Linked DNA regions of Homo sapiens: all the other regions are linked to region 2. A link is a contact called in ENCODE Hi-C or POLR2A ChIA-PET data. All regions are on one chromosome and are shown on one strand. Each heading gives the region's core, a stretch centred on a gene start or an enhancer-like site at or near the end of the contact. The rest is flanking DNA. Distances are from core to core; before and after follow the strand shown. Region 1 holds the start of ADIPOR2 (adiponectin receptor 2). Region 2 holds the start of RAD52 (RAD52 DNA repair protein). Region 3 holds the start of CCDC77 (coiled-coil domain containing 77).

Region 1 (3,023 bases), core at 131-2,630, 740 kb before region 2:
GCTGCCACATGTGTGGAAATCTTTACTGATGAAATAATTTTAGTTGCAGATCATCACAATCAACACTCTGACAACAAATTTATCAGAACGGATGAAAACATCTAGGAATTACCTAAGAGTCGTTTAAGGAGACATAAGGGTGGCCTTTGATAAGAGGTCACTTCAAACTTTCAGAACTGACAAGACGTATAGCCTCCCCCCAAAAAATAATGCTATGGGTAGATGGATGCTTTTTTCTGAAGGAATTTTTAGCATTTCATTTGGAAAAGTTCTGTGATCAAATAATGCTAAATGTTATGACAGCTTTCTTGGCGTTTAAAGGGATTCTCTGGGTGAGGGGAAGGGGTGATAAAAAAAAAAAAAGTCTGCTTTTGGAACAGAAATGGGGGACAATAACCAAGGCTCAGAAACCCAGAGTCAAAAAATTAAAAGAACATCTTATTTTAAAAAAAAAGTCAACAACCTGCAATGAAGTCACCGTACCCCCATAAAATCCCAACTGTGCATTTAAATCTTTCTACCAAAATTCACTTTTGGACCATCTTATGAAGTTGTCAAAATTTCAGAGGCAAACGCTTAAATCAAGATCAAAAGCCAGGAGGAAAAAAGAGCTAACAGTTTCCAACCCAAACTCTCTCCGAGCCCCCTAAAAACTGATTTATAACCCTGTCATCGGTAATTTTAGAAGAAGCGAACACTGACGGACGGGGGCTTGGGAAAACAGGACTCCAGGTACCAAGCAGGCTGCCTGACGCGCCACCTGAAAAAGGTGAGGGAACTCTTCCCCACCCCAGTCACTGTGAAAGTAGCGCTGAGAGAGCCCATCCCAAGCCTCCACCAAACAAATTCCTAGAAGTGATAAAAACAGACAAGAGACGAAGAGGGGCGGGCAGATCCTCTCCGCGGGCAGGGAGCTGGAGCAACTGCACCCGAAGGTGAGCAGAGGGCAGCAGGCTCCGACCCTCCGCCGCGAAAGGCGAGGCGAGGGGAACAGCGGGCGCCGGACTCCTCCGACAGCGGTCGCAAGGAGGGCGGCTCCAGGTCCCCACACGGCCGACCCTCAGGCCAAGGCGCGCCGGGCGGCAGGTCAGAGTTAGGAATCAAGTTGCGGGCCGGGCCGAGAGCGCGCTCTCCCGCCCGCGCCAGGGACATTCGCCCCTCAGCTCTCACCTCCCCCCGACCCCAAGCTCTCCCTCTGCGCCCAGGAAACGGCGCCCACACTCCAGAGACCCTCACCCGGAGCCCGTCGCCGCCTCACCGCGTGTCTCGGACTTCTTGGGAGCCACCGCTGAGGGGAGGGGGGAGGAGGGGGGAACGGAGGAGGGAGGGGGCCAAGCCCGGTGTAGCCGCCGCCGCTGCCGCCGCCGCGATGCCGCTTCTGGAATCGCGCTCTCGCCGCCGCGACAGCGACCGCCGCCGCCGCGTCTCCCCGCCCCCACGACCGCACGTCGCCGTGACGCGCATCGCACGAGGCGGTTCGAGCCAATAAGACCACACGCCGTGCGCAGCCGCGCTGTCCTAAACCGGAAGCCGCCCCTCTGACCGCTCTAAAACCTGGGTGCATCGTGGGAGCTGTGGTTCGGCCAGGAACTTAGCGAAAACTATACTGGGTGTTGAGGGCCGGAGGAGCGTGCGCTCCTTAGGCGCTCACACAACTCCTCGGAGTTTTTTCTCCCACCGAAAAAGGAAGCAATTTGGAGCTGAGGAGGAGGGGGCCGCCCCGGCTCGCGGATGCTTTTCGCAGTCTCTATGGATACTGGCTACACACTTTGGGCAAGAGCCAGAATTTGAGGATTTAGGCTGGATCGTGTGTCTCTGCCAAGGGCTGATAGGATGCTGAGCGTCGTCTGTGAAGACTGCGGAAAGAAATCCAAAAGCATTAGCCCAGTTTTGCCCAGAGCAATAGTGTTTGCCTTTTATTACCTTATTAAAGATTATGATTTATGCTCTACCACTTCTATTTTTTTTAAAACCCAGTCACTCTTAAAATACATATAATTCAGAGCGATTTTTAAAATGATGTTAATGTAATGGTATATCAGAACCTACTTAAGCACTAAATACCTGCGTCCATTTACCCAGAATGAGTAAGTAATTTTCCACAAGTCATCTTTACGTTGAGTTCTAACTTCTTAGAAGCCAAGAACAGATTTGGTTACGTACTTATTCTATAAGAAAAGTGAATATAAGAGTTAGTCTGCGTAGAAAAATAGTTCTTTACATTCAGTAGGAGGGGGAATTTATCACATTCTTAAGGCGTAAATGCCTTAACTATCAAAATTCTTGTTATTGACTAAAGGAAATCCATACGATTTAGGGAAAGTCTGTGCCCACGGCTTACTGTCCTTACCTTTGGACCACAGCAAGAGATAACAAAGGGTGCAGGGAAAAGCTGACAGGTCTTGAGGGAGCTGGAGTCGGATATATGACGAAAAAAACAAAAATACAGAAGTCTTCATTATGGAAATGTAAGTTTTAAAAAGTAAAGCTACTAAAATCACAAAGAACATGATTAAGATGGCAATAATACAGAACTAAGGCCCACTCATTTAAGCTTGAAAGAGATAAAACTAGTAGAAATTAAAATTAGGAAATAAATGTTAAAGGAACTAATTTCCTCCAAGGAGTGGTTTACATTGAAAATATAATTTTTTTAAGTTTACATAATTTGTGAAAGACATAATAATAATGACTTCTATGTTCCCAGGTAAAGATGTAAAGCTTTTGAGGTTGAAATCAAGGAAGACAATTGTACACCTCCTCAGCACATCAGAAACAATACAGGCATTTCTGGATTGTGAATTTGACCCGTTATACCAACTCACATAGAACAGAGATAAGAAGTATAAGATTCTTAGGCTTAATAAAGAGTCTACTAAAGGTGACAGAACTAGAGCGAAAAAGATAATTTTCTTAAAAAGAGATTCTTCAAAGATCTCCAATCTTTCCTGCATCCCTTTCTCTTAAAGACTGGTTTCCAGGCCAAGCGTGGTGGCTCACACCTGTAATCCTAGCACTTTGGG
Region 2 (2,700 bases), core at 1-2,500:
CCTGTCTCTACTAAAAATTCCCCAGAGGCTGGGGAATAAGGGGCTGGGGGAGATAATGGGGAGATGAAGATGTTGGTCTCAGGGTACAAAGTTAACAGTTAAACAGGAGGAATACAATTTTGAGATTTATTGCACAGCATAGTGACTATAGTTAATAATAATTTATTGTATATTTCAAAATTTCTAAGAGAGTAAGTTGAAAATATCTCGCCACAAAAAGAATGATAAGTGGGCTAGGTGCAGTGGCTCATACCTGTAATCCTAGCACTTTGGGAGGCTGAGGCAAGAGGATCACTTGAGGCGAGGAGTTCAAGACCAGCCTGGGCAACATAGCAAGACCCTGTCGCTACAAAAACTTTTTTTTTTTTTTTTGAGACGGAGCCTCGCTCTGTCGCCCAGGCTGGAGTGCAGTGGGGCGATCTCGGCTCACTGCAGGCTCCGTCCCCCGGGGTTCACGCCATTCTCCTACCTCAGCCTCCCGAGTAGCTGGGACTACAGGCGCCCGCCACCACGCCCGGCTAATTTTTTGTATTTTTAGTAGAGACAGGGTTTCGCCATGTTGCCCAGGCTGGTCTCGAACTCCTGACCTCGTGATCAGCCCGCCTCGGCGTCCCAAAGTGGTGGGATTACAGGCCTGAGCCACCACGCCCGGCCCCAGGGGACATTCTAGAGGGGACTTCGCCCCCCAAGCCGCACTTCTCCATTTCCCTGCGGTCGTCGCTAACCGAAGGCGCCATCCGGTGACGACTGGATGTGCGCGGCGGTGGTGAGAGGCCGCGAGAACCACCAGGTCCACCGCTGCCTCGGCCCGGGCGGAATCTGGGAAGGTCTCTGACAACCATTCATCCTCAGATTTTCCCAATTGTGCATGGGTGGGCGGGCCCCGCATCCTAATGGGCACTGGGCATGTGAAGTGTGAACCACCCGGGCCTAACTAGCCGCTGAAGGCCTGACGAAACCGCCAGGCCCACCAGGGGGCAGCAGAGATCCGACGGCCGCGGACCGAGGGAAGCTGGCGGGAAGTAGGAGGCAGAGGGCGCGCAGGGAAGCGGCAGGGCGAGCGGCTCAGAACGTAAAAGCCAGCACCGCGCCTCCAGGTTGCTTTACGGCTGCCGCAGAAGGCTTTGCGGCTCTTTTCCCCTCCGACTTGATTTACGGTTCCTTCTCTGGTCTGTGTTTTTTTTTTTCCCCCTCCGGCGCTGGGCGTGGGTTCGGACCTTCTTCCCAGAGACGCTCGCGCACCCTTCCCATTCTCCTCTGCGCGGCCTCCATCTAAGATCTCTTCCCCTTGTCCATAGCCTAGATCGAGCTCCCTGTGTGCACCGCGCGCTGCCCGAGGCGCGTAAGTGGGGGAGGAGAGCGGCTTCCCCCGGGGTGGTTCTAGCCGTGGGTGTGGAGCGTGGGAAGGCTCAGCTTCCGGGTCGAGAACCTGGGGCTGCGGTGGACCTGATCCTGAGGTCTCAGCGTAGAGATGCTGAGTCCAGAGGCCTGTTCTAGTTCACCAGTGCAGTGAGGGGCTCAGTATCCGGGCCTCCCGAGAGGTGGGTAGGAAGGCGGGGTACAGGAAACTTGGCACCAACGCGCCGGGACCCCACCGCGGTGCGGACAGCCAGGTGTCCGTGGTGGCGCTTCCTTGGAGATGCTGCCTGCAGACAGGCGTGGGGAATCTGAAGTTTGTGTTAATAGCTAAACGAAGTTGAGTTGCAGGGAGCGGGGGACGCTGGGAAGAAATGATTGATTTAAAAGGAATTTGACGCCGGGCATGGTGGCGGCATGCCCCCATGTTCCCTGGAGGTCAAGCCTGCAGTGAGCCGAGATCGCACCCGTACCACGACACTCCGTCCCGGGCGACAGAGCGAGACCCTGTCACGGGGGAAAAAATAAAAATAAAAATTTGACGCTCACTTTAGCTGAGTATTGAGCCTTGTTATAACATTGAGATAGAGGTCTGGCGCGGCGTCTCACACCTGTAATCCCAGAACTTTGGAAGGCCGATGCGGGAGGATCGCTTGAGGCCAGGAGTTCTACGCCAGCCTGGCTAACATAGCGAAACCCCGTCTCTACTAAAAATACAAAACTAGGCAGGCCTGGTGGCGGGCGCCTGTAATCCCCGCTACTCGGGAGGCGGAGGCATGAGAATCGCTTGAACCCAGTAGGCAGGTGTGCCGGTAAGCCGACATCGCACCACTGCACTCCAGCCTGGGGGACAGAGCGAGAATCCATCCAAAAAAAAAAAAGTTATAATTCACGTACAATTAAATTCACTCCCTTTTTTAAAAAAAAGTGGAGACATAGTCTCGCTCTGTTGCCCAGGCTGGAGTACAGTGGCGCCGTCTCGGCTCACTGCAACGTCCGCCTCCTGGGTTCAAGCGATTCTTTGCTTCAGCCTCTCAAGTAGCTGGAATTACAGGCGCATACCACCACACCCAGCTACTTTGTATTTTTCACCATGTTGGTTAGGCTGGTCTCGAACTCCTCGCCCTTCCAAAGTTCAGGGATTACAGGTGTGAGCCACCACACCCAGTCTAAATTCACCCTTTTAAAGTGTGCAATTCAGTGGTTTTAATATATTCACAAGGTTGTGCAATCACCACTATTATCTAATTCCAGAACATTTTTATCATCCCTAAAAGAAACCTTAAAACCATTAGCAGACACCCATTATTTCCTCCTACTCCCAGCAGCACTAATCTATGAATT
Region 3 (2,795 bases), core at 136-2,635, 550 kb after region 2:
TTTAACTTAAAAAAGAAATCACTCAAGTTAGGTATTTTTTTAGCATCTCAAAGCTAACATTTCCTAAACCTAACACATCATCTTTTTATCCAAACATGCCCCTTCTGACTTTCCTATTTTAGTTACTAATTCAGCGTTTCCAAGCAACCGGGAGTTGGCAACTTAAATTCATCATTTGATCACTCATTCTTCTGAACCTCCTGTCTAACCATATGAATATCTTGTATATTTTATCTCCACAATGACCATGTTAATTCAGAGTCTCAATACTTCTTACCCACACCATTACAACACCTTAACGGTTCTACCTACTCCTTGCGTCTCCTGGACCATTTTCTTTAATAAAATACATCAGTAGCACCTCATAGCCTAAAGCATTAAATCCAATTTGTTAGCCTAGAATTCATGGCTTTCTACATAAGGGCCAAACCTAACTTTCCTGCCTTATTTCTCTCTACTCTCCTAAATGTACCGTTTCCAGATAACTTTCCTGCCTCCATACCTTTGTTCATGAGCTTCCCTCTAGCTGGAACACAACTCCCTCCACAACCCTCATAATTTCACTTAACAAAATCTAGTCTGTACATGAAAACTCATCTTAAATACCACCTCCTTTTTCTCTTTCCTGAGTCTCCCCATCCAAAATGATTTAGCAAAAATGATCTAAGTGCAAAAGAACTGCCTTTGAAATTATCTACAAGTCAACATATTAGAGTGCTTTATTGCTATCGTTTCTCCCATGCTAGCGTGCGCTCCCTACAGACAGAAATCGCGTCTTACTCTTCATTGCCTCTTCCAAAGGAACAATGCCTTTGTTTATAGGTAAATTAACGGGTTTCAGCTAGGGTCTCTGCACCTATCTCCAATACCCTTGCTTAGATATATTCTTATAGCTTGTCTACTAACAATTAACATTTGTGTAGCACTTTGAATTTTTTTCTTTTAGCCACGTGACAAATCTGTACAATTTATTATCCCAACAACCGTTCAGTATTTTCACTATCCCTTATTTCACAAATGAGGAAACTGAGAGCTAGACCAGCGTGGGGTTAGAGTACACCGGAACGCATCTCCAGGGCGCCCGAATCCCGTACTCCTTTTCCCACTTCATCCCATTCTCGACCGCCTCACTGCTCCAGGTCCCAACGCTCCAGCACTCCTGAGGTCTCTCCCTTTGCACATTGGAGCTTTCCTCCTCCGGTCCCCAGCCCCTCCACGGACACCACATTCAGGCTCACGTCCTCTCCTCCGCACTGCTTCCGCAGTTACTTCTCCCTAACCAGATTTTCTTCCCAAGGCTTCTTACCTAACCCCTTCACCCCAAACCCGAAACTCTATACTCACGACACACTAAGACTCCGAGTCAGGGAACGCAACTGAAAAACAAAAGTCAAACCAAGGAGCGGCGCGGCGCCACTGAGCGTCCCTGAATCCGTGCAATCGCGAAGAAGTTTACATGGCCCTTTGGAATGCGCACCAATGGGAAGGGCCTTCACACAGAGGCCCGCCCCCATCTCGCCCCTCCTCGCGGTGCTCCCGACCGCGCAGAGGTCTCTGGGAAATGTAGTTTTCTTCTGCCTGGAGCTCTGCGCGGGGCGACGCAGCTGGGCTGCAACCCGCTCCTCCAGGGACGGGTAGTGTGACGTTTGGGGTCAGAACGCACCACTTTCGGGCACCCCCACTTAAGATTGCTCAACTGCTTTGAGCTCAGGTACTTCGCGTTCATGGTACATATATGTTGTAATTTCCAAGCTTGTCTCAAGAGATAAAGATTCTAAGAAAAGTTTCTTCTTCCATGACCGGGTGGCCTAGAGCCAGGATAGGACCTGAGGTTCAGTTTCTACGGTCAGGGGACTATGTATTAAAATTCTACTATTTGTTCCATAGCAAACACTGCTTCCTTTTCCGGAGAAATGTAAGACACTGGGCTTTAATGATAAAAGCAAGTTCAAAATCCATTATGGTCTTATCTTTCCAGAAAGCAAGGTGTAAAGGTGGGGGAAAAGCACTTTCGTCTCAGAATTACAGCTACTGGTATGGAAAAGCTGGGGCCCTTCGCTGGTGTGAGTCCTAAGGATGTCTAAATGGAACGTGCATCTGCTACAGGCTCGCACTTTCCTTTATTGCGCTTCCCAGGTAACTGTTTTTACAAATGTAAGGTTTGTGGCAACTCTGCATGGAACCAAATCTATCTGCGCCATTTTTCCTACAGCACAGGCTTACTATGTGTCTCTGCACCACATTTGGTAATTTTCACAATATTTCAAACTTTTTCATAATTATTGTATATGTTATGCTGATCTGTTATCCTTTATATTACTATTATAATTGTTTAGGGGCACCATGAACCATGCCCATATAAGATGGCAAACTTAATTCATAAATGTTGTGGATGTTTTAACTGCTCCACAGACCAGCAGTCTCCCTGCCTTTCTCCCTCTCTTCTTGCCTCCTTATTCCTGTGATACAACAATATTGAAATTAGACCAATTAACAATCCTACAGTGGGGGTTCAAGTGAAAGGAAGAGTCACACATCTCTTACTTTAAATAAAAAGCTGAAAATGATTAAGCTCAGTGAAAAAGGCATGTTGAAAGCCAAGACAGGATGAAAGCCAGTCTTCTTGCACCAAAGTTAGCCAAGTTGTGCATGCAAAGGAAAAGTTTTTGAAGGAAATTAAAAGTGCTACTCCAGTAAACACAAAAATGATAAGAAAGTGAAACAGACATTGCTGATATAGAGAAAGTTTGAGTGGTCTGGATAGAAGATCAAACCAGCCACAGCATTCCCTGAAG

Evidence for each region. Hi-C counts contacts between places; a loop is a spot of excess contacts on that map. ChIA-PET counts read pairs that join two places held with the same protein, here RNA polymerase II (POLR2A). Pooled maps may share reads with other maps.
Region 1: a map of naive thymus-derived CD4-positive, alpha-beta T cell shows a loop between it and region 2 (5-fold over the local background). The contact joins the promoter of ADIPOR2 here to the promoter of RAD52 in region 2. A Hi-C loop is called at or near these places in 1 of 168 maps with a recorded cell type or tissue (naive thymus-derived CD4-positive, alpha-beta T cell) and 7 of 50 pooled maps. POLR2A ChIA-PET finds 5 or more read pairs at or near these places in 2 of 52 experiments (activated B cell and activated T-cell).
Region 3: a loop to region 2 is called in a map of CD4-positive, alpha-beta T cell, with 2.0 times the contacts of the local background. The contact joins the promoter of CCDC77 here to the promoter of RAD52 in region 2. A Hi-C loop is called at or near these places in 3 of 168 maps with a recorded cell type or tissue (CD4-positive, alpha-beta T cell and naive thymus-derived CD4-positive, alpha-beta T cell), 4 of 37 single-sample maps with no recorded cell type and 12 of 50 pooled maps. POLR2A ChIA-PET finds 5 or more read pairs at or near these places in 3 of 52 experiments (CD8-positive, alpha-beta T cell, HEK293 and WTC11).

What each region holds. Positions count from the first base shown.
Region 1 is chr12:1,689,427-1,692,449 of GRCh38, reverse strand. It overlaps ADIPOR2 (adiponectin receptor 2), which reads right to left and starts at 1,380. Exons shown (of 8, transcript NM_024551.3): 1 at 1,259-1,380. RefSeq lists silencers at 1,078-1,167, 1,188-1,487 and enhancers at 986-1,564, 1,648-1,697, 1,718-1,877.
Region 2 is chr12:948,244-950,943 of GRCh38, reverse strand. RAD52 (RAD52 DNA repair protein) reads left to right here and starts at 1,250. Exons shown (of 12, transcript NM_134424.4): 1 at 1,250-1,342. RefSeq lists enhancers at 1,028-1,297, 761-1,419, 1,848-1,927, 1,420-2,078.
Region 3 is chr12:400,234-403,028 of GRCh38, reverse strand. CCDC77 (coiled-coil domain containing 77) reads right to left here and starts at 1,385. Exons shown (of 13, transcript NM_032358.4): 1 at 1,345-1,385. It overlaps LOC105369594 (a long non-coding RNA gene), which reads left to right and starts at 1,619. Exons shown (of 4, transcript XR_007063149.1): 1 at 1,619-1,711; 2 at 1,979-2,136. RefSeq lists enhancers at 575-1,127, 1,542-1,861.